Linked DNA regions of Homo sapiens: region 2 is linked to region 1. A link is an interaction called in ENCODE POLR2A ChIA-PET data of the cell type or tissue named here. Cell type or tissue: A673. All regions are shown on one strand. Each heading gives the region's core, and the rest is flanking DNA. Links, peaks and the distances in the headings are about the cores only.

Evidence for each region. Peaks named below come from ENCODE experiments on the same cell type or tissue, not always from the same donor. Only the 100,000 strongest peaks of a DNase experiment are listed, where the experiment ranks them.
Region 2: POLR2A ChIA-PET joins it to region 1 with 10 read pairs; 4 of 35 experiments call an interaction of 5 or more read pairs at or near these places.

What each region holds. Positions count from the first base shown.
Region 1 is chr9:116,462,391-116,478,905 of GRCh38, forward strand. All of the region lies in intron 20 of ASTN2 (astrotactin 2), which reads right to left. Among named protein-coding and RNA genes, the nearest start is that of ASTN2-AS1, 34 kb to the right of the region's middle. RefSeq lists enhancers at 2,832-2,976, 8,435-9,026, 9,027-9,617 and a cis regulatory region at 2,896-2,913. In A673, for the core only: no CTCF peak of the experiment used is centred there; a DNase peak (open chromatin) is centred at 9,121; H3K27ac peaks cover 1,767 bases.
Region 2 is chr9:116,268,475-116,276,474 of GRCh38, forward strand. PAPPA (pappalysin 1) reads left to right here. Exons shown (of 22, transcript NM_002581.5): 9 at 2,851-2,942. Among named protein-coding and RNA genes, the nearest start is that of PAPPA-AS2, 91 kb to the right of the region's middle. RefSeq lists an enhancer at 3,647-4,311. In A673, for the core only: no CTCF peak of the experiment used is centred there; DNase peaks (open chromatin) are centred at 967 and 7,417; H3K27ac peaks cover 1,540 bases.

The sequences.
Region 1 (16,515 bases), core at 5,248-13,247:
GAGCCAGGGCTCTTAACCTTCTGCCATGCTACATCTCAATTCTTTGGGAATCCCTGTCTTAATCCATGCCATGCAATAATAATCCTGTATTCTTCTTGAAAAGTACAGAGAAAGGAGAATTTCTTGCCTTACAAGGGGCAGGTGTAGAAAAATCACCAGGATTATACTGTGGAATAAAGAATGTCTGAAATGAAAGTTCAATGCTTTACTCTAAACTCACTGTTGACTCCCTGACTCTTCAAGCCGATAAGCTCAAAGAGGTCAGTAGGTTTGGTGATAATATAGGAACGATGGGATAATATTCTTTTCCTTGGGTTAAGGGAAGTTCTAGCTTTTTACCTCAACAGGCCTTCTTATCCTCCTAGGATTGCTCTTTAAGGGTAAGTGTTGGGTGAGCATGTGTGTGTGTGTGTGTGTGTGTGTGTGTGTGTGTGTGTGTGTCTGCCCATATATACAATTTGCATATGGCAATCTGAAGTAAATTTCTAACTAATATTACCTGCTAGTCACTGGATATCTCCTTTGGATGTCCAAAGACATCTTAATCTCCTGCCTTCACACTCCTCACATCCCCCAAAACTGTTCTTCCTGTCATCCTCCCCATCATGGTGAATGGCAGCAGCATCCATTTAGTCACTCAGTCATGCCCTGGGTATCATCCCCAACCCTTCCCTCTGTCTCACTCCCATATTCAATCAGTTTCCAAGTTCTATTAAGTCTATACTTCAACAATTTCTCAAATGTACCCGCCTTTTTCTCCATTGCAACTGCTCTAGTTCAGGCTGCAACCATTTCTCACCCGGCCAATTAGAACCATCTCCCAACCAGTCTCTCAGGCTTCTCCCTTACATCCCACACCACCCTAATCTGTTCATCACACTTCTCCAAGGGTCTTTTTCTGAAATGGTTATCCAGTGCTGTCCTACCTCAAAGCTCTTCGATCTCTCCCCACCATCCATAACATAAAAACTATTCTCCCTAAGCTGGTTCACAAAGGGATTTGACATCAGGACTTTATCTCCTAACTCCTGCCATCCTCCTCTCAACTTCTCAGCCTTCATTATATGCTTCAGCAATACCAAACAACATATTGTTTCTCAAGCATGCCATTGTCCCTCAGCCTATGGGCTTTTGCTGTGTCCCTGCTGAATGTTCTCTCTGCCTATAATGCCTGTCACCTCTCTGGGGCACTTCCATTCCTTCACATGTCCCTCCCTCTGGGAAGCCTTCTCTGACAGTTGAATTAAACTAATGTAAGGGGTATAGTTTTAGTATGGAAAAGAAGACAGCTCCCTCTCCTGTGCTTTTCTTAGTGTCTTGCAAATAACTTCATTATAGTTACATTGTGTTTCCTACTCTATCTTCTCCACTACGCTGTGAGCTCCTGAAAGGCCAGGGCTGCATGTTATCTGTCTGTTTGTTTTCTTGAGACAGGGCCTCAGGGTCTTGCAATCCTGCTACCTCAACCCTTGAGTAGCTGGGATCACAGGTGCATGCCACCATGAACAGAGTTTTGTGTTTTTTTTTTTTTTTTTTTGAGAGAGACAGGGTTTCATTATGTTGTCCAGGCTGGCCTTGAACTCCTAGTCTCAAGTGATCTTCCCACCTCGGCCTCCCAAAGTGCTGAGATTAAAGGTGCCAGCCACCATTCTCAGCCATTTCTGTCTCTATATAGCCAGAATCTGACACATAGCAGAGGAGTATTAAAGATATGTTGAATAAGTAAACAAATTAATGGTTGAATGTATATTTGTCAGTGTGTGGACATTATGACAAATGTCATAATGTATAGCTATATAAACAAATATATATATATATCTGTATGTCTGAGGCTGTGTATCCCTAAGCCTGGTAATAATATGGGAGGATGGGTAAGTGTGGCACCCATGTATGTGAAGTGGCAATGCAGCACAGAGTTATGCACTTGGTTTTCTAAGTCATATAGATTTTTGTGAGGATTATTTGTTTGCTATTCACTAATTGTGATTTGAACACAATAGCATCATCTCTCTAGGACTCACTTCCATCAATGGTAATGCATAGATATTGATGTTACTAGTGTCCTGGAATCATTGTAAAATACTAGTAAAGGCTTAGCAGAGTGACTGGCCCACAGCATTCAATATGTTGGTTATAATTATCTTCCTTGAGAGCAGTTATGTGGTCCATTCATGTATGGATGTTTGTGCTGAAGCATATCCCTGAGTATTGAGTATTCATGTAGCTGTGTGCATGTTGCATATATGGGAGTGGGGGTAGAATATGAGAAACTGCATGACTAACATATTGAGTTCTGTGTGCCAGTTGAGTCTCCAGAGAGCCTTTGTACTGGGCAATTTTGTTTCTGTTTTTTGTTTGTTTCCCATCTCTTACTGCTTTGAAGCTTGCTCTCTGGGACACACTGCTGGGGTCTCTACTTGCCTATAGGGATCAACTTACCATTTCTTCCCATCAACCACTCACTGATAAGTAAGTGTGAGGCACAATGGGTGCGATATGCCTGATGTCTATTTTCCTAAGAAACTTGCAAAGAAGGTGCCTCTTCAACCCAACTGTTGCAGACTATATGAAGAGGCTCAGAGCAGGTCACTGCAGGTCTTTCCCTGTAGTCGTTATGGAGGGAATGACCTAGATATGGACCCGGCTCTGTGCTTCTGCCTAATGTTAATAGGGAGGATGTCACATTTGAGCATACCCTTAGCACACCTGCCTGAGATGTGGCAGAGCACAAGTTTAAAATCCAAGTCTGTCTGCCTCCACCACGAAGGCTGCATACTCTCTATCATGCTGTCCCTTTTCACTACAGCCAGCAGGTTTGATTGTTGCTTTGAACTCAGGCGACCCTGTGCAGCCTTTGTCTAATATCTCAGAGCCCCAGCCACCAACCGGCTCCCTTTGCCCCATGAAGATAAGCCTTTCTGGTCGACTGGACACATCAGCCTTAGAAACCTTGAGTTACCAGAATGGGAGCAACTGGCTGGCTGGGTACGGTTGGGGCATCCGGCCCTGATAAGACCTCGCCACGGCTGGACAAGCTCTCAGAGACGTAAGGCTTTGCGTAAGCACAAGATTAGAAGAACACATTATTAAAATATTTATTTTCTTACAGGTATTGATTGACATAAAAGGGGGGAAGAGTTCCCAGGAGAGAGATAACATCCAGTGGTACTTTTTGTGACTTGGTTTTGAACATATCGTTATACAGAAATTAAATTACTATTAATAATAAATAATAACAATACAAGCTGCAAGTTGTCAGCTGGAAGCAGCTGCAGTTTCCATTTGCTTACATATGAAACTAAGGATCATGGCGCAAATTTAAAAGTAAGCAAGCAAACAAACACAAACCCACTTTGCTCTGCGGATTAGACTAATGCAGATTCAGGAGAGTGGCTGTGTTTTAGGCGAGATGGGAGGGGCAGAATGGGGCTGAGAAGGCTACTTGATGAGTAGTCTTCAAGTGTGTCTTTAATTTCCTTTAGGAGAAAATAAAGAGCTCTGAAGCAAATGTGACAGTACTGACATGCAGTAATCCTGAATAATGACACGTGGTGGCTTATTGTACTTTCTCCATACTTTATTTTATTTCAGTATTCATGATTAAAACAAATGAACACATCCCTGACACCTATCAATTTATACTTTGCAAAGCGTATTGCACAAATAACCTTGAAAGCAAGACAAAGCAGGGTTTATTGCCCACATTTTACATTCAGTGAACTTGCTGTTTGCGGGGAGGGTGGGAAGCGGGCTTTTGAATCAAGGACGCATAGTGGAAGAGTGATAGAGCTGGTACTTAATCAACTGCTGGTCCAGGGCTCCTTATGCTGCATTCACCTTGACTTTGAAGACAAAACTGTTCCCCCTCTTGCAGAAAAATCTCTGTGAGGTTTGCATTGGTCCAAGGACTAAGACAGCATTAAGGCACTTCAGATCTCTAGCTTCTTGGCCAGTCCAGCCACCTTCTCTTATCTCTGCTCTGCAACAATGAGTCTTGACGTCATTGGCTCAGCAAACGTTTCTCAAAGGCTAGATATGAGGCTGGAACTTCTAGGCAGTTCCTTACAGCAGCCTGCTTCACAATTCCTACCAGCCCATTCTCTCTGTGACCTTCCTCACCTATTCTCTTTTCATAAATTTGGTTGCTGCCTCCAAGTAGGGTTTTCTACCTTCCCACACCTTCCTCAGACAGAACATCCAGTGTAAGATGAGGCAATGCAGGGCAGAAGTTCAGGTCCAGAGTTTTGGCATCAGAATGACCTAGATATGGACCCGGCTTTGTGCTTCTGCCCAGTGTTAATAGGGAGGATGTCACATTTGAGCATACCCTTAGAGAATAAATATGTGTTAGGTAAATAAAGGCAGGAGGAGGTCATGCCTGGTGCTAAAAACTTCCTTGTTCTCCCAAGCTTTTTTTTCTCCATAACCCATGATTTGTGGGGCTTCTGTTTTCTCATCTGTAGAATGGGGATAATAAGACTCTGAGAATAACATTTTTTGCTATCAGTTTTGTTTGTTTTCCTTACCCAGACATTGTTACGCCTTCTTTTGGAAGCATGGTACCTATAGCCACTGACGAACTATTTCTGCAGTTCTCAATGTGGTTTGGGTGGGACTGTTCCTCTCATGTTCCTGCCTCTCACCAGAGGAGTGGTGACATCAGCCAAGCAAGGCAGCAAGAGTCCCTTCTTGAGGATTGATAGGGGTGCTGGAAAAGGGGTTTGGTGTGTTTCTTTCTTTCTGAGATTAAAAGCATGAAGGACTATCAAAGTCTACAGTTGCTAGGTTCCATCTTCATACCCCTCATAAGGAAAACTCACTTTAGAATGCAGCCAGCACACAGCAAACTTGAGGAAAGAGATAGAGAGAGAGAGAGTCCTTTTTTTTCTTCTTTTGAGACAGAGTCTCGCTCTGTCACCAGGCTGGAGTGCAGTGGTGCGATCTTGGCTCACTGCAACCTCCCCCTCCCGGGTTCAAGCAATTCTCCTGCTTCAGCCTCCCAAGTAGCTGGGACTACAGGCGCACGCCACCACTTCCAGCTAATTTTTGTATTTTTAATAGAGACAAGGTTTCACCATGTTGGCCAGGATGGTCTCAATCTCTTGACCTCGTGATCCGCCTGCCTCAGCCTCCCAAAGTGCTCGGATTACAGGCGTAAGCCACTGCACCCGGCCGAGACAGAATCTTACGACGTCATTTGAACTCCTGGATTCAGCTGGGGCTGAAGTCAGCACACTGTTAGACTTCCCAGTTATATAAGCAGATACATTCTATTTTCCTTAACAACTTTCATTTGAGTTTCTGTCCGTTGCCTCCAAGAGTCTAAACTCATGTAAATATCCTTTATAAAGTTGTTGTGATGATTAAACAAGATAATGTTTTTAAATCACACATTAAACTTAATATCTGGCACATTTCTAAATATTCAAGAAATGGTAGGGTAGGTAGTTGTTATCATTAGCAGGACTGTAGTGAACTCTTTTCCCAGAATGAAGTTTGCTCCTACGATTGGCTCTGCAGCTCAGCCTAGTGATGAGCAAACAAAACCTCTGTCACTGCCTGGCCACACAACGTTGGCTAGGTCTCTTTCTACCTGGTGCAGAACCAAATTTCCAGGCTCTGGGAAAGACCCATACCTGTTCAGAAAGGACTAGCTTCTCATTCCTCTGAGTGTCAGTACTGAGGACATGAAGCCGTGAATGACACTATCATTATCAATACTTTACTTGCTGTTATCCCCACTGGAATGTGAGGTTTCTGGGGAAAGAAACCACAACTCATTCTTCTTTCAACCCTGCTAGCCTCTCATATACTAGTGGCACTCCCAAAGGCTTTCTTTCCTTTTTCAGAAAGAGATGAGAGCTAATTACCTATAAAAATTAGTAAGGAAGAAATGGGGACTTTTGCCAACTCAAATAGGCTTACTTATTGTTTATCCTCCACAGGACAGTTATAGTACATAGGACGTGTTAGGAGAAAGTTTCCTGGTTGTCACCAGTACTACTCTACCTTGGGCCCACCTAAGAGGCAAGGAATTGGAGTAGAGTTCTTACCAACCAGCATCAGGAAGGATGCTCATGTACACAGAGGAATTGTCTGTGGCTCATCTCTCACCCTCTGTTAATCTGACACTGAAGATTTTAATCTCCCTTCTTTCTTCCAACTCTTGCCTACACTAGCCCTCACTGGCTCTCATCCAGGCTTTGGGAACAGCTTCCCAAATTACTTCCTATAGTTTTGTCACACCTCTAATCTGTTGCTAGTGTATTAGCCAGAGTGATCTTCCTAAAGAGCAAATCTGACAATGTCAACTGAGCAGCCGGCTCATGACCCTTAATAGCTCTCTTTACTTTCAAGATAAAGTCCACACTCCTTAGGTTGGCAAAATAGTCCCTTATGATTTGAGCTCTACCAACTTCTTTCATCATCCGAATTTGTTCCTTTGCACCATAATAACTTGAGTAGGGGTTGCAAATGTGCCATGTTGCCTTGCTTCTCAGTAACTTTGCACATATGACCTCCTCTTCTTGGAAAATCATGTTTCCTTTTCTTGGTATCTGCATCTTAGTAATTCTGATCATTCTTTAAAACTTAAATAAAATGTCATCCTTTCTAGGCAGCTTTCACTGGGCTGAAAGGCATTCTCTCGTCTGAACTCTCATATCATTGACCACATTTCATCGTGAGTTCCATGGAAGCAGAGACAATGTCTCGTTCATCTCTGGGTTCCAAGAATGTAGTGCTGAGTTGTACAGAGAAAAAGGTACTCAAAAACTAATAGAATAAACAAACGTTAAATGTTAATAGGGAGGGTGTCACATTTAAACATACCCTTAGAGAATAAATGTGTGTTGGATAAATAAAGGCAGAAGGAAGTCATCCTGGCTGCTAAAAACTTCCTTGCTCTCTCAAGTGGTTTTTTTTTTCCATAGTCCATGATCTATATGACGTCATAGAACCAGTTCACCAATTTCAATTGGCTTGTGGTATAGTGGTTTATGTATACAACTGGCTCCTCCCAGCAGAATAGAGAACTTTTTAGGGCAAACCCTGCCTCATTCCCCTGTGCCCCTTATAAAGCTCAGCAGGAGGGAATATAGTTCAGCGGGTCAGAGCCTGAGCTCTGAGGTCGGTCAGAAAAGACCTGCTTTCAAATGCTAGTTCTGCCACTTATTCCCTCAGTGACTTTGGCCAATTTATTGAACCTTCATGAGCCTTCATTTCTTCATCTCTAAAGTGAGAGGGGAAAAGTATCTGCCTAATAATTCTAGCTATGCTAAAATGTGATATTGCATATATTCACTTATGTATACAATACATACTTATTGAGTGTCTCTGTGTTTGTGCAATTGAGTGTACACAGATAAAACAAACACTATACCCCATAAACTGTCAAGTCTAACAGGGAACGTTAATACACACATAAATCTGTATTGTAATGTTTGATAATTGCAATAAAGAAAGGAGGTGAGGTACATAATTTAGATTATGGGTTCTGGGGATGCCATTCTGAGGATGTAGATTTAGGCTGAGGCTGGGCACGGTGGCTCACGTCTGTAATCACAGCACTTTAGGAGGCCGAGGTGGCAGGATCACCTGAGGTCAGGAGTTCGAGACCAGCCTGACCAACATGGCAAAACCCGCCTCTACTAAAAATACAAAAATTAGCTGGGCATGGTGGTGGGCACCTGTAATCCCAGCTACTCAGGAGGCTGAGCCAGGAGAATTGCTTGAACTGGGGAGGCAGAGGTTGCAGTGAGCCAAGATCACACCACTGCACTCCAGCCTGGGTGACAGAGCGAGACACCATATCAAAAATAAAAATAAAAAATAAAAAAAATAAAAAGATTTAGGCTGAACACTGAAGGATGAATAGTGTTAACCCAGGGAAAAGATTCGGCGTGTTCTGAGGCCCTGTGAAGGGGAAGAGCGCATGCTGTGGTGTGAGCTAGGCTCCTTAAATGCTAATGTGACTTCTGGGGATGCTGGATCAGTTAATAACTAGGAAGTTAGACTCTAGAGACAAACTGTCTGAGTTCACATCCTGGCTCTGCTACTGACTTGTGGCATGGCTTTTGGTAAATTTTTTTGACTTCTTTGGGCTTTGGTTTTCTCATCTGCAAAATAGTGATAATAAAAAAACACTGTCTCATTGAGAAGGGTGGATGGATTAACTTACAGAAATTATTTAGAATGGTGCCTGGTATATTGAAAGCACTCTTTATATAATAGCCATTCATATCATTGATTCTTTTATTTGCACTCCAAAGTATTTACATGAACACTCTTCACTGAAGAGAAGGCAAAAGTCCTACCTGAAGAAAGCATATTCATATTGTGGAGTGAAGATGAATAAGGGAAATTATGGGAAGTTAAATAAAGTCCAATAAAGCACCCAGAACTCATTTGTCCTCTCTGTAAATGGCATGATTCTTGCCTCTAAAAATGGCATATTTCATAATGCCAATGCTTTATGGTGGGTACTCTCCTTGGCCTGCCATTGGTTACCTACATTGGGACAAGGGTATTGAGATTCCTGGAAGAAAGTTATAACTCTAAGACGATGTATTGTTCAAAAATTAACAAGACTAAAGCAAAAACAAACAAATGAAAAATCTCTGGGGTTTCCTCTCCTTTTTCTTTTTTAAAATGATTTTTTAAATTGATTTAATATCTGTGTAGAAGCCAGCAAAATTGCTGTTTACTTATCCTGTAGCTTCTGAGTGTCTTCTTTGCCCCTTTGCTCTCTCTCTTCCCCCTGTTACAGGCTATAGATATGATTAAGAAAGATCTATGTAATGGTGTTAAGTTACTACACTCTTTGGAGGAGAGATTTCTGGGGACAGGCCTGCGATAAGGGTGAGAGGAGTTGGATCCAGTCGTGAGAGTCAGATAGGCAGCTCACCCACACACAACCTCTCCACAAGCGAGACAGCTTCCCGGCCTTTCTTGCTTGTTTTAATCTGTGAATGTTTCCCAGAAAGAAATAGTAACTTCTTTTTCTGGCAGGGGTGCCTCCTGAAACTCCCTGAAAACAGGGCCTCTCCCTCCCCTTCAGGCTGGCCTCACACATGCTAATGCAAATCAGTCCTGACCCAGCCAGGGGTCTTTGGGAAGGCTGCCAGGAGCTTTAGAACAAACACGCGAAGAATGTTATTTCATTTCTGGCATCCCGGGGAAAGAGGGACAGAGAAGGAAGTTGGGCAGTAAAGGGGGTGGAGGGAGGGGGGAATTCATATGAATGCTTACTGCAATAAGAGTGAAGCAAATGGAAAGGACAGCAGGAAATTCTTAGGAATAAAGGGCCTACTAGGTGCCAGAAATGGACATATGGAATATTTGGTTTTAATTTCACACATACACTCTGAAGAAGAATTTATTACTCTCACTTTTTGGATGCAGGAAGAGGCTTGGTCTCCAAGGTTAGGCAATTTTTCAAAGGCTACCCAGCTAAGAACTGAGGGAGTCAGAATTTGAAACCAGATTTTTACATTTCAAACCTTGGGCTCTGTCTTCTCACTAAGGCTGGCTTACTGGTTGTGCTTTGATAGATTCCCAACAAAACCCGCGAGTGCAACAGCCCCACATGCCATGACCTCCATCGTCTGTCTCCTCCTTTCCAGCCCCCTGCATGGTTCTAATTCCAGATTCATTCAGCCAGACCCCGAGCTAGTCTCCCTACCTGCAGTCTCCTCTATTCTAACTTATACACCACGAAGATCTTTCTATAACCCAACTGTGGCCTTATCACTGCTCCTCCTTAGCACACGTTATGAGGCCTTGCAAGTCCTGCCTCTCCAACCTCATATACTGTACATTTCAACTGCCCTGAATCTCTGTTGTACCCCATATGTGGTCCCTTCAATATCCTACCTCCCTGCCTTCATTTCAGCTATTCCTTCTGCCTGTGATGCAATAACTTCCCCAGTTCTAAGTGTTCAATGCTATCCATTCTTCCAGACCTAGCTCAAAGGCACCTCCCCAAAGGCACACTAGCTGTTAGAGATCACAGCCTCCTCAGAACTCGCATGCCTTTATTATGGGGCAAATCACCTTCTACCCCCAATATGATTAGCTGCTTAAAAGTTTGTCCCTAACACTGGGCAAAGCTCTTTCAGTCTCAGCCATAAGACTTTGAATTGCAGCTTGGTCACTGCCTAAGAGAGAAGTGCATAAGAATACACAAGTGCAGATTTTGGAGCTAGATAGCTTGTGTTAGAATCATGGTTCTGGCCAGGCGTGGTAGCTCATACCTGTAATCCCAGCACCTTGGGAGGCTGAGGCAGGCAGATCATTTGAGGTCAGGAGTTCAAGACCAGCCTGGCCGACATAGCAAAACCCAGTCTCTACTAAAAATACAAAAAAAAAAAAAATAGCCATGTTGGTGGTGGCGGCGGCGGAGGGGGCACACCTGTAATTCCAGCTACTCAGGAGGCTGAGGCAGGAGAATCGCTTGAACCCGGGAGGTGGAGTTTGCAGTGAGCTGAGATTGTGCCACTGCACTCCAGCCTGGGCAACAGAGCGAGACTCTGTCTTGGAAAAAAAAAAAAAAAAAGAATCATGGTTCTGCCATTTACTAATAAGATGACCTTGGGCAAACCATTAAGCCTTCCCATCTTAGTTTCCTTGCCTGTAAAATAGGGATAGTATCTACCTTAGAGGGTACCATATTATTAAGGTTCAAAGAGTTAGTGGACCAAAAGACTTTGCATAATGAATGGCATGTAATAGAGTTTGATAAATGGTACATGATGACAACGACTGGGAGGCAGGAACCATGTTCTTGGCTGATAGCTACACTGCATACATGACAGACTGTCTTCATTCATTCAACCTGTAATACCTATTATCGATCTTTGATGTTTGCTAAATTAAGTACCTACTAAGTGCCAGGCCATATGTTATGGATTTACAGGTAACTAAACCATGGTTTCTAAAACCTATTCTACTCTTAGATTACAGACAGTTTTCATTCTTTATGATAAAGAGAAACATTATAGGTTCAAGGAATAGTAGAATAAAAAGAGAGGGAGGAAAGGCATCTCTTGTTACGTCAGATGATGGGGGAAAACAATCCAAACTAGCCAGATCCCATGTCCAAAGGGCTTCTGGGAAATGCTCAGGAACAGAAAAACGTGAGTAACTGCACAGTGGGCAGGACAATTAGCCAAGCATGAGTCCCCTTCAAGGTCATCATTTCAGTTGGCAGATAAAGACCTATTCAAGGCCAGGTGTGGTGGCTCATGCCTGTAATCCCAGCACTTTGGGAGGCCAAGGCAGACGGATCACCTGACGTCAGGAGTTCGAGACCAGCCCAGCTGGGCCAACATGGCAAAATGCCGTCTCTACTAAAAATACAAAAATTAGCTGGGCGTGTTGGTGGGCACCTGTAACCCAGCTACTCGGGAGGCTGAGGCAGGAGAATCGCTTGAACCCAGGAAGCGGAGGTTGCAGTGGGCTGAGATCGCACCACTGCACTCTAGTCTGGGCAACAGAGCAAGACTCTATCTCAAAAAAAAAAAAAGACCTACTCAAGAAAGATCTTATATGTACTTGGTATGTGTTTAATATTGTTCTGGACACCCTATGCTTGGGAGCTCTGCATGTGTATTTGTTTCACAACAAAATTCTAACATGGAAAATGGCAATACCCTCACTGTACAGATATAGAAATTGAGACCCAGGAGAAATAAGCATCTTGTACAGCCAGAAACTGTCTGAGATTTGAAATGACCCTAGAATAGTCTGACTCAAGACCCCATGCTCGTAGACTCTCAGATACCCAAGAGGATCGGGGCAGATGGGTGCTTGAATCTAGTACCAGAGAGCAGCAGGTAGGCTATAACGGAGGTGAAGAGTCCTGGTTCAGCCCAGCTCTGCTCTGCCTGTCTGGGTGACCTGGGTCAAGCCCTATCTCCTCCCTGGGCTTTAGTTTTTCCCATAAAGAGAGAGGGTTTAGATCAGTGGTGTTTGCAGTCTCACTATCCTGTGATTCAAATATGAAAGTGGAATAGGGTTGTTGGTGGATGGGGGTCTGTCTTTGGAGGAAAGGAGAACAGAGCAGCAAGAAAAATGCCAGAAGTCTGGATTCCGTCTCACCTCTGACTCTCTACACATCATTAATGGTAATCCCTGCAGTCCACTAACACCTTTCCAGTGATGACTCAAGACTGCTCACAACCTCCTTCACAGATGGAGATGGGCATAGGGGGAAGGCAGCCCCTTCATGTGCAGTGATGGACCCACAGCCAAGATAATGAGAGCAGGGAAAAGTTAGGAAGCCTGGCCTCTAGCCTGGTTTCATTCCTAGAGTCTTAAATGATCAGAGTAGAAATGAACTTCTCTATCTGAGCCCCTCATTGCAATGAAAAAGAAACTGAGGATCAGAAAAATGAAGTTCTTTGCCCAAGGCCCCAGGTGGATGGACAGCAAAGCTGGGCATGCAGCCTAGGTGGGGCTTGTGATCCCACTCCAGAAGCCTCTCCCTATGTTGAACTAACTGGGTACTTTGTTCCTGACAAGGAACCCTAAAGTAGAAAGTGATGGTCACAGCCTACTGGTAAAAGACAGAAGTCAGAAGTCAGGATTCCCATGTATCATTCCTGGCTCTGCCTTGACTATGATGCCAGAGTCTCTTGGGGTCTCAGCTTCCTCATCTATACACTGAGAGAAGTGGCCTAGATAAGAGTTCCCAAATTAATGATCTGCTGGTTGTTACCTACAAAATTGGTTTATTTGGCCAATTTTAAATTGGTTGCCAGCATGTAATAATTAGGAGGTTTCACATAAACATCTAGATTTCTGGCTTGGAAGATGTATTAACACCAAATCAGCAGTCTCAAATGGTAACCAGCAGCTGGAACTAAGTATTCTCTGTGCCATGCCTAATTTACTGCAGTCCTCACTCCTCCCTATTATCAAGCATCTGGCCACAATGACTCATTGCCATCACTGGCAAGTTCCTCCTTACAAAGCATGGCTTAGAGTTTGCCTCATCCCTAACAGCTCCCTGCTGCCCTGAGCATGGGGCTCTCACTGCCCACCGAGACTTCCAGCCCACTGAAGGCCAGTAATAGAACATTTCCTGTAGTGATCCAAAATCAATCTGCCTTATAGCCTTGTACCACTGTCCTGCTCTCTGGAGTCACAGTGAACACATCTGTGCCCTGTACCCCTGTGCAGCTCTACAGAGGGTTGAAGACATTGGGTGCACCCTTTTGTGTCTTTTCTTAACTTGAATAAACATTCAAGGTCACTCAAGCGTTCTTCATGGTCATCATTTCAAGGGCCTCGGGGACCTGCTTCCTCTCCTCTAGGCATTGTTCAGATGCTTGGCCTTCCCCTTGCAAGTCAACTCTTTCCTGCAGCAATGAAGCTCATTCATCCCACCAACTCCCTGGAAGCTTCCCCATACTCCTCATGGAGCCCAACTTGGATGATGAGGTCCTCGCCTGCCTCCATAGCCCCAAATCTCCTACTTTCCCTGGCCTTCCACATTCCAGTTACACTCTCTGCTGCAGCGTTGTCTCTCGTCCCCCAGCCTGCTCACAGTCTGTCCTCTGTCCCAAATCCTCTTTTCCCTCATATTAGTTTCTTAGGGCTACCATTAAAAGGGCACCACAAATTTGGTGGCTTAAAACAACAGAAGTGTACTCTCTCAGAGTTCTAGAGGCTAGACGTGTGAAATCATGGCATCCGCAGGGCCATGCTTCCTCTGAAGGCTCTTGGAAAGAATCCTTCCTTGCCACTCTCAGCTTCGGATGGCCCGAGGTGTTCCTTGGCTTGAGGCGGCATCACTCTAATCTCAGCCTCTGTCTTCACATGCCTTCTTTGCTCTGTCTTCTCAGAGCGGCATCAGTCACTGAATTAAGGAATTAACTTAATCCAGTATTACCTCATCTTGATCCTTAAGTAAATACATCTGCAAAGATGATTTCCAAATAAAGCCCCATCCCAAGGTTTCAGGTAGATGTGAATTTTTCAAGGACACTGTTCAACCCACTGCAATCCATCCTCTCACTTCCTCAGAAGACTTGCAGCGGAGGGTTCCCCTGGCTGGGCTAGTGGCTCTTCCTTGGTGTCCCCACGGTCCCTGGAGCATGATATGCAGTGTCAGGTAACAGCCTGGTCCTTTCTCTGTATTCATCACCATGAATATGAGCTCCATGAGGGCAAATACTTTGGTTTGGTTAGTTCTGCAGCACAAGTGCCTACCTTACTGTGAGGCACCTCCTAGACAGTCAACAAATATGCGCTTTTCTTGAACACTGTGCACTGCAGTAAGTTATGAAAAATCTGTTTCCAGATGTTTCCTGAGACTGTGCTGTTCCATTTTGGCCCAGCACATTCGCTAATCAGAGCAACACTCGCTGGTCCCCAAATGTGTGTGGACTCCATCCTTCCCCCTTTTATCAATATCAAATGGCCCTCCTGGCTCTCAACTCAACTCAGCCTGTTCTCCAAACCATGGTCAGGGTTGTCACCACAAAACACAGGTTAAGATACATCCTGTCCCTCCTCCAGTGCCCTTCCTGGCTCCCCTCTGCCTGCAGGAGAAAGCCCAGCTCCCCTCCGCCTGCAGGAGAAAGCCCAGCTCCTCTGCTCAGTATTCAAGGCTTAGCCCTCCAGCGCAGCCTCAGCTCCCACCCCCTCCCCACTCCACAAGGTCACATGAGCAGTCTGTGCCCTGTCCCTCTGGAACCCTGGCTGGTGTCCCATTCCTGGATGGAATCTTGACGCAGTGTGAGGAAAGAAACAGCCTGCTTGAGAGTCCCCAGCAGGTTTTAGGAGCCTCACTGTCTGTCGGCTGAAAAACAGCGTTATTTTTCCTCTACGAGTCTCTCTTGGCTTGGGATGCACGGCTGTATTTGCTTCTGGCTTGAGGACAGCTATTCCCCTCTCCCAGGCCCCAACTGTGCACTTTGGAGAGGTCAGTACGACCTGATGTTAGATGGAATTGAGTCGCCAGGCTGCCGTACTTGCCCCCATCCCCTAACCAATTAGGACTGGACACCACAGCCAAGGGAAGTTCACATTCCACTCGAGTTTGGGGACATCAGTCACCCCCGTCCCTACTGAGCTCCGAGACCCTTGGCCACACCTAAATTGCCATTCAGCCCAGAATCAGATAATAGGCAGAAATCCTTGTACTTAGGCTGGTGTGGGCTGTTTGGGTGTCGGAGGAGGAAAGTGGAGAGAAAAATGCACAGGAGGATAAAAGAAGAGCGACCCTAGGGCTGAGCAAGAGAGGGACTGAGAAGTGATAAGAAAAGGAGAAAGAGACAGGGGTAGAGACACAGAGAGAGCAAGTAGAAGAGAGGTACATACAGACACAAAAAGACAGAGACAGGCCAGGCACGGTGGCTCACGCCTGTAATCCCAGTACTTTGGGAGACCAAGGCAGGTGGATGGCTTGAGCTCAGAAGTTCAAGACCAGCCTGGGCAACACAGTGAGATCCCTAATCAAAAAAGAAAAAAAAAAAAAATGAAAGAAAAGAAAAAGACAGAGAGAGATGGACAGGAAGCCAGGGTGACACGGAGAGGGAAGTAGTGTCCATGACCAAGAAAGAGAGAACAAGAAAGAAAAGAGAAGAAACAGAGGGCAGAGGGGGAAATAAAAGGCCAGGCAGAAACAGTTAAAAAAAGAACAAAAGGAGAAAGCAAAGGAGAGATGTTACAAATATGGGAGAGGAAGCAGGGAAACAGGAAGAAAGAGAGGGAGGGGGTAGGGAGGGAGAAAGGAAGGGAGGGAGGGATACAGGAAGGAAGGGAAGGAGGAGGGAAGGGGAGGGAGAAAGGAAGGAAGGAAAGAAGGAAAGGGAGGGGTAGTGGGGGAGTAAGGGGGGAGGGAGGGAGGGAGGGAGGGAAGGAAGGAAGGAAGGAAGGAAGGAAGAGAGCCAGGGAAGAAAATGAAGAATGGAGGGAGGAAAGGAGGAATAAAATGAAATAAGGAAAGAAAAGTTCACAATGGGAAGAAAAAGCCAGAACAGAGCAGCACAAGAACCCTATCAAGCCTCTCCTGGATTCTTTCCCTGGTGTGTCCTGGATAAACCCTGGGCTGCAGCTCAGGCCTCTGGTCAGCATGGAAGGTTTCCTCTTTGCTCCCTTCTCATAGGAGCTGAAAGTCCCTTCAGGGTCCTATCTAGGATGTGGCCTGACAGGCCCACTGAGCAGGTTGGGTCACTGATGCTAAGAGAAAGCAGAAATATCTGACCTTAAGCTGAATGAAATTCTTTCACCTGGACTAGACCCTTGCCTCCCCAGTTGCCAGGGGCTGGTGTCTGTCTTCTTGCCCCCATCATCTTTTGAAATGCACAGCCTCAGGCTGGGCGCAGTGGCTCACACATGTAATCCCAGCACTTTGGGAGGCCAAGACAGGTGGATCACGAGGTCAGGAGTTCGAACCAGCCTGGCCAATATGGTGAAACCCCATCTCTACTAAAAATACAAAAATTAGCTGGGCACAGTGGCACGTGCCTGTAGTCCCAGCTACTCAGGGGGCTGAAGCAGAAGAAC
Region 2 (8,000 bases), core at 1-8,000, 200 kb before region 1:
ACATTTGCAGTCACTGGTGATAACTCATAATTGTGATTTGGGAATTTCTAATTTAGCCCAATTTTTTTTTTAAGTCATCAGATTTGGAGCCTCATCTACAGCTCATCTCAGCTCATGGTGGAAACAGATATAGATGAATTGGTTAAACACTGCAAATGATATCATTCTTGCTGATCTAAAACTATTAGTATCATAATTATTATTAATTTTAAATAGTATACTTAATACAGTTTTTTTTTAGTATTTTTACCTAGAATTAGTATCTTTCATAAACATCAAACACATGTTCAGTTACCTGTAGATATCAAATATTTGTTGATATACTTTGTAGAAAACTAAATTTAGCTTATGGATGTTTCCCTAAGTAGGGGTGGGGGGGTAGGGGGGAAGGAAAACTTTGGGGAAAAGAAGGGATATCATCTTAGCTAATACGATTTTTCATGGAATGATGCAAGTTAATTTGCTCTGTCTGTAAAATAATTTATGAAGAAATATGGATAGACTCAGCACTCAGTGAGGCCCTTAATGGATGAGTGCTGTCTTAAATGATCCATAGCAACAGGTTCTACATTTGATAGATCGGGTAAAGGTGAAGGCAATGGATGAACGTTTTGATAATGACAATAATATTTATACACACTTCTTGAGTCTCTACTGTGCATGAAGCACTGTGCTACATTATTGTCTCCTTGAGTTCTCCCACCCAACAGCCATGTGAGATAGGTCTTATTATAATACTTTACGGATAAACAATGAATACACAAAGAGATTACAGAGGTTTTCTCAAGCTTCCACATCTGGTAAGATGTAGAACCAATACATGAACAGAGGGCCCAGATTCTCATCTGGATTCCCCATTGCATTGTTGTGTGATGTGACAACTCTGCAAAACTAACAAGTAAAGGAGTGGCTGCATGCTGTCTGTTATATCCTAGGCACTGTGCCAGAAACTGGGGTGCTAGGATGATGAAGACTCTGTCACTTCCTTTGGCAAATTACAGCCTCTTATAAGGGGCTCTCAAGTAACAGGCAAAGGCAGTCAGTTTGACAAGTGCTGTGATAGATGGAGCAAGATGTCTGTGGACACAGAGAAAGATGGCCACCCGCTCCAGCCCCAGAGGTCAAATAAGGTTTCGCAGAACTTCTTTATCTAATGATAGATCTGTCATGCCTAGAAGATATTTGTAGTGACCCGAATATTTTGTTTAAACCAGTAGAACACTGTTTGGGTGGCGATGGAAGGGAGGTTGAAAGTAAGCTTTGTGGCTTAGGGAACCAGCCCAGGTATTTTTTTGTTTTTAAAGTCTTTTCCAAAACAACCTATGCATTAGCTTAGAAGCACAAGGTCATCGGCAATTTCCAGCAAGCAAGACCCACTGCCAGACAATGCTGAGACCAGCTAAAAATACAAACTTCTTCTTTGCTCATAGGTGTGCAGACAGGAGAGGACTTGGGTGGCTCCTTGGAGATCAATTCAATGCCCTAGCCATCTTAAGGATTGATTGCAAGGCATTATCCTGCTACTCTGACACCTCTTAAAAGCAACAAACATTGCCCAGTGTTAATTGCCTGGGTGAAAGGAAAAGTCTAAGGCCTCTTCCATGCTGTGACAGGTCCCAGCTGGTCTCTGGGGAGGGAGGGACAGCTGTCACACACTCTGCAGAGACCTCCCAACGCAAAGTGGGAATGGGGACTGTGATTCCTTGAGCATCTTCTATGTGTCACCCACTGTGCCAACCACTTTAAGCTACTCAGAGGCATAGGACTAATTATCTCCATTTTAGCACATGAGAAAACTGAAGTTCAGCATCCACAGGAGCACTGTTCAATGGATTTTTCTGCAATGATGGAAATGTGTTCTGTGCTGTCCATTACAGTAGCCACTAGCTACATGTGGTTCCTGAATACTTGAAATGTGGCTACTATGACTGAGGATTGGAATTTTAATTATAATTCATTTCAATTAATTTAAATGTAAATCATCACAGAAATATCAGATCAAGAGGTCAAGTGACTTTGTCAAGATTATACAGTTAGTTTGAGACATGGGGTTCTAAACCCAAGTGTTTTGTTTTTTAAAGGATGACCGTTTTCCAGAAAGCAGTAACCCATCCAGACTTTCAGGTGTTGTTCCTCCTTCTCATCACCTAAGCCCAATTCAAAGATCATTGCTCATTTTCTGCCCATCCCAACCCTTTGCAAAATCATCCTTAGGTGGTGGAAATAATTCCAACAAAAACAAAGGGGGCATTAGTATTTCATAACAGTGTAGTCTCGCAGCCCTTGGAGTTCTTGACACCAACAAATGACACACCCGATGGAGAAAGCAAAACTTTCCAATGGAAGGATGACTAAACTTGAATGCATGAATGAAAAAAAAAAAGTTACCTTTAAGTATATTGGGGGAATAAGAAGGATATCAAGGCAGGGAGTGGTGAAGGACCAGAATCTCTACATTTTCCTTCAAATATGCTTTTTTTAAGATCAGAGACAAGGAAATGTCTGTGAGACTTCCTAGACACTGTGGGAGCAAGACCATTTATTTGTTCATTAGTTCTTCCATGTCTTACTCCCATCTGACTTAACTGACTTGAGATCTCAGAGAATGAGTTGGAATCAGGACTTCTACTTTGTCATCAGAAACACAAAGCAAGGCAAATGTGAAAGTATCTTATAAATCCATACCTTTTAGAAATCTCATTTTGAAGATGAAGAAGCAGAGACTCAGACAGAGAAAGGGATTTGTGCAAGGTCTCACTGAAGGTTCATGGCCCAGGGAGGGACTTTTCCATGTCCAGCCATGGTTTTAAGACTAAATTGGCAAATTTCTCTTCCATATCTGCTCTGCAGAGACCAAGGTGAACAATGCGACGACATGAATAAGATCAATGGTGATGGCTGCTCCCTTTTCTGCCGACAAGAAGTCTCCTTCAATTGTATTGGTACGTCTTTTTCATTTCTTGTGGCCTTCATGAAGAAATGAACGGTGCAGAATGGTTGGTCAATGATAATGCCAACAATAGTTATGACTAAATGATGATTCACTCCTTTGTATTACACCTGTTTATTGAGTGCCTCCTACATGCCAGGCACTGTTTTCAATATCGGGAAATACAGCAGTGAAAAAACAAACAAACAAAGCAATCCCTCAAGAGCTTAAGCTCTCATAGATGATGCCAATGACGGGTAACTTCTTTTGATCAAGCTTTACCTTACAAACATCCCTGCTTTTCTTCACACTAACTGTCCAGGATGGGTATTACTGGAGATGTTTTAAGGCTTTTATTCCTACTTCAGAGATAAGAAAAAATCAAACGCCAGAAAAATTTCAAAAGTTGTCCAGAGTTATACAGGTCAAAAGTGATTAAAGACAGAATCAGGACTTGAACCTGATTTTGTCTGATTCTCAAGCACGTGCTCAACTCATTTTGCTTTGCAACCTCCAGCCGTGATGCAGGAACCACCAAGGTCCCCTCTGCAGACTCAGAACCTTGGGCAGTCTCTCTGATCTGAGGAAGGAGGAATAGCAGACCAGCCTGTGTTTAGAAAGCAAATGTCCTTTTCCCACCTTCACCGAGTCATTTGGGAAATTTGTTTTCCTCTGCCTTCTCTTGGAGTCTGGCTGATCTTGTTGTTTCAGCCCCACTTGGGAGGCCCTGGTCAGCCCCGGGCTGGTAAACAGACAGGGGTTGGGAGGGGCAGGGGTGGAATTTTGAGCTGGTCCAGATGAGATCATACTTCCTTTAAGATGCAAATCGATACCTGAAGATCAAAGGTCCCCCAGCTAATCCCCTGGGCTGGAGGTGAAAACTAATCACAATTCATTTGCAAGTACAAAAGACAGAGGTGCTCTATCTGAAGAGAGAAGGGGCAGTTACAAGCGGATGAAAACCTTCGTGGGAAGATTTCTCACTGACAGGCAATTTTCTAGGACTAAAGAGGAAAAGATAGCATTGCATCCTCGCATCTGCAGTGCATTACAGGGGTGCATTTAGACATTCTTTCTCCCAGTAGATTGTGAGCTCCGTGATGGTGAAGACCATATACCATGTGTCTCTTATTCAATTCTCAACACGCATTTGTTGAGCACCTACTATCTTCTTGGCACCCAGTAGGGGTTGAGCAACACAATAGAAGTGCTCTGTAAATATTTATGGTTGGAAGATAGGTAGATGCCCCAGGAGAAAAGACATGGGAGTTTCTAGGCAGGGCCTTGGGTTTTAAATTGCCAAAAAATTTTCTCTCCTCTGTTGATTTGAATATGGTCCGGTCCCTAGTAAAAGCTTGATATTAGCCTAGTGATGTGGTGGAAAGAACTTTGGATTAAAATTAGGAAAACCAGGTTCTAGTACCAACTGTGCTGAGAACTTACATAAAGCTGGCCAAGTGGCTTCCCTAGTCTTGGCCTCAGTTTACCTACTGTAAATTTTTAAATGATTGGGTTAAGTGGTCCTAACTCTTAACTTAAGAGCCTTACCTGCACTTCTGTTGTGTGATTTTTTGAGGTGGGTGACTGAATTCCTTCTAATTGTGAACTCTACCTGAGCCAAACTCTTACCTTTGTCGTCATCCTTATGGCAACCAACACTAGTCCCAGACCATGCTGAAAAATATCTGCCTGTTTGACTTGCACTAATGTGGCATGTAATTTATGTGCTTCTGGAAAGAAAGTAGGATGGGGTGAAGGTAGGATATGGTACCCTGAAAGAGATGCTTGAGCCTTGACATTCATCTGCTGTGTTGATTTAGAGCTATGCAATGATCAGGAAAAATAAGGACATCTCTAATAGGTAGAAGCTCCTCATCCATGGAAGGGGTCTGCAAACTATGGTCCATAGGCCATAGCCAGCCTGCCCCCTGTAATTGTAAATAAAGATTTATTGGAACACAGTCACACTCATTTGCATATTGACTGTGGCTGCTTTCATGCTACAATGAGAGTTCAGTGATGACAGCAGAGATTCTATGACCCAAAGAAACTAAAATATTTATTATCTGGTATTTTACCTGTGAAGTTTATCAACCCTTGTTCCATGAATTTGGGATATTTTATATGCTTGTTTACTGGAGCCAGGTGCAGAGAGTAGGTGAAAATTATAATGTGGTTCACCATTTCTTGTTAACAAAAAACTGAATTTTAAACATACAGTGTAGCTGGGAGTGGTGGCGGGCACCCATAATCCCAGCTACTCTGGAGGCTGAAGCAGGAGAATCACTTGAACCCAGGAGACGGAGGTTGCAGTGAGCCGAGATCATGCCATTGCATTCCAGCCTGGGTGACAGAGCGAGACCCTGTCTCAAAATAAAATAAAAAAGATGAGGGAGTTTCCAAGAGGATGAGACTGAGATCCTCCTAGATTCATTTTATAGACTGTTGTTCTCTACCAGATTCTGTGTTCTGCTGCTGATGGTGATATTTGCTTAATACTTCTTATATACCAAGCACATTTATAAACTCTTATTCTCGTAACAACTCTTTTACTGAACTGCTCTTTCAAAAGAGGAAATTGAGGTATGGGGTGATGATCTAAGGATACACAGTTAAATGGTGGAGCTGGAATTTAAACCCAGAGAGCCTGACTCCAGAGCTCACTGTGGTAAGCTACCTGCAAAAAAAAAAAAGATAGCTCCTGGTCTTGCAGGCTTTCAGGGTGAATGAAAAAAAAACATTGCAAAACAAGTCGTATCACAAATTAATGGAATGGAATACAAAACCATCAGTGTTGTGGACAGTGTCTAGGGAAGGCTCTCTGTTACCCCTGTATGTTCAGTGGAATTTGTATTACAGGAAAGCCTTCAGCTACGCCCTTCACTGGCCACTTAAAATCTCATTATAGACACTCACAGAGATACAGGCATCCCAGAGATCCCAGCTCCCAGGGACTACATTCCAAGGACAAATCGTGTAGCTGAAGTCTAGAAAACTATCTTCCTCCGAAAGGAACAGCTGAAAAATAGACAGTGAATCTTTACTCCCAGCAGACCAATCTTTAATGAGTCAGAGAAGAGAGACAAGTGTGGGAGGCTGTGCTGAGGTTGACATTGTTCCCATGATTGCATTTGTTAAGACAGTGGTCAAGATAACAGTCAGGAGATCAGGCATACCATGACTTAGATGTGTAACTTTGGCTAAGCCTCAGTGTTCTCATGTAGAAAATGGTAAAAGCCCTAGAACCCAACAGTGGAAGATATTGACCAATATTTTTGGATACTTTCTATCAGAATTTCCTTCTTAGACTTAGGAGATAATTATTCTAATAAGGAAGAGCCCAACGCTTAGTATAGAAGTTGATTATCCAAGCATCTCCTTCTCCCCGTCTTCTGGGTAGCTTGAGTGTGGGTATATACAACCTAGGCTTTCCCTCTGCCCTCCAGTCAGACACACCAACCCAAGACTTTGAATTGGAAGCTAGTAGTGATTAGACTTAGGGATACTGTAGACACCATTTTGCTGAGGATGGTGGGAGTAGCCACATCCATACCAGCCTCCTAAGTACCAGGGAAGGCATCTAGCATCAAAGCTGAGCTAGCTATGCACAGCACCAGCTCTGGATCCCCTCACTAAACTAGTTCTGGGACCTAATCTTGGGCTTGGAATTGAGCTTCAGAGCACGCAAGCCTGGCTCTCCAGAGAGTGTTCCATACGTAACCAATATTCTTTGAACAAATTTTGCTTGTTTGTTTTGCTTAAGTTATCCAAAGTTGGTTTTTGTTGACTGTCACTCAGAATCTTGACTGAAAATTATTGCCATAAGATAATGTGAGATTTAACCCCATTTCTAGCAAGTTGGATGTGCTTGATGCACAGATGCACATTAGCTATTACTTTTCTCTATGTGTGTTTGTGTGGAATGTTGCGGGCACAGGATACCAGCAACAACCACCATTTATGGATACCCACTAGGTGATAGGTTCTTCATACGCATCTTTGTTTTCTGTGAACTACGGGTCGTCTCTTGTTTCCGTATGTGAGATCTGAGGTCTCTTATGACATCTTAACTTGCACCAGGTCACACAGCACACAGAGGTATGATCCTCTCTCCAGTCTGAGTAGAGAACCTGGCTTTTTCTACTCTGCCACTCTGCCTCTCCATTTGAATGACTTTCTTCCTTCCACTGTTCTTTCTTTGTTCTTCTTTTCTCTTCACCCCTTCCTCTTCCCCCTTTTTCCTCTCCTCCTCCTCTTCTTCCTTCACTCCTTCTTCTGCCTCATATTCTTCTCCTTTTTCTCCTTCTCTTCCTCCACCTCTTCTACCTTCTTGTCCTTCTCCTGCTTCAATTTAGAAGGGCTGATGTTTTCTCTGGCTTAGTAACACCAGCGTTAGGGTGGGTGACAGATTTATGGTGACATTCCCATTCACTTTTCAGAAGCCCACACATCCGGAAGTATTCCCAAGGTGCCAGTGTGTTATTATGCAACACCCTGGGGACTTCCCGTTCTCAATTTCCCACCCCTGGTGCCCTCATCCCCCAGCACATAATAAGTTGCTTGTTAAAATGAACACCACCCACATGACCTCTCAGGCAAGGCAGGCTTCATCCCTTTGCAATGTGGAAGTTATCTTGTCTTTTTTTCCCCTCTTTTAAAAATATAACATACACCAGGCCTGAGGTTTCAGTGAAAAAATGTGGTATCAGTAAAATGATAACTCTCCCCAACAGGCACTGGCTGCAGGCATTGTTCACAGCATTGGGAATTCTGTCTCTAAAGCATTGAGTCATAAACTACAGACAGGCTGCTGATAAAAGCTGAAGGAGGTGGGATAATAGTCAAATTAGTCAGACAAAATGTGAAGGGTCCCCAAAAGGGGTTATACTGTGTAATATATCTTTAGCTGGTGCTGGAAATGTGTTACCTTCTGAGATGGAATCTAGTGCATTACAGGAGATGCAGCTGTGGAGAAGCCCTCATGCTCTGTTTTGACTTTCCACCCTGTATTCTTCAGCATAGTTGGGTCCAGTTCCCAGTTTAGATCTAGAGGCCTCCTGGCTGCAGCTTA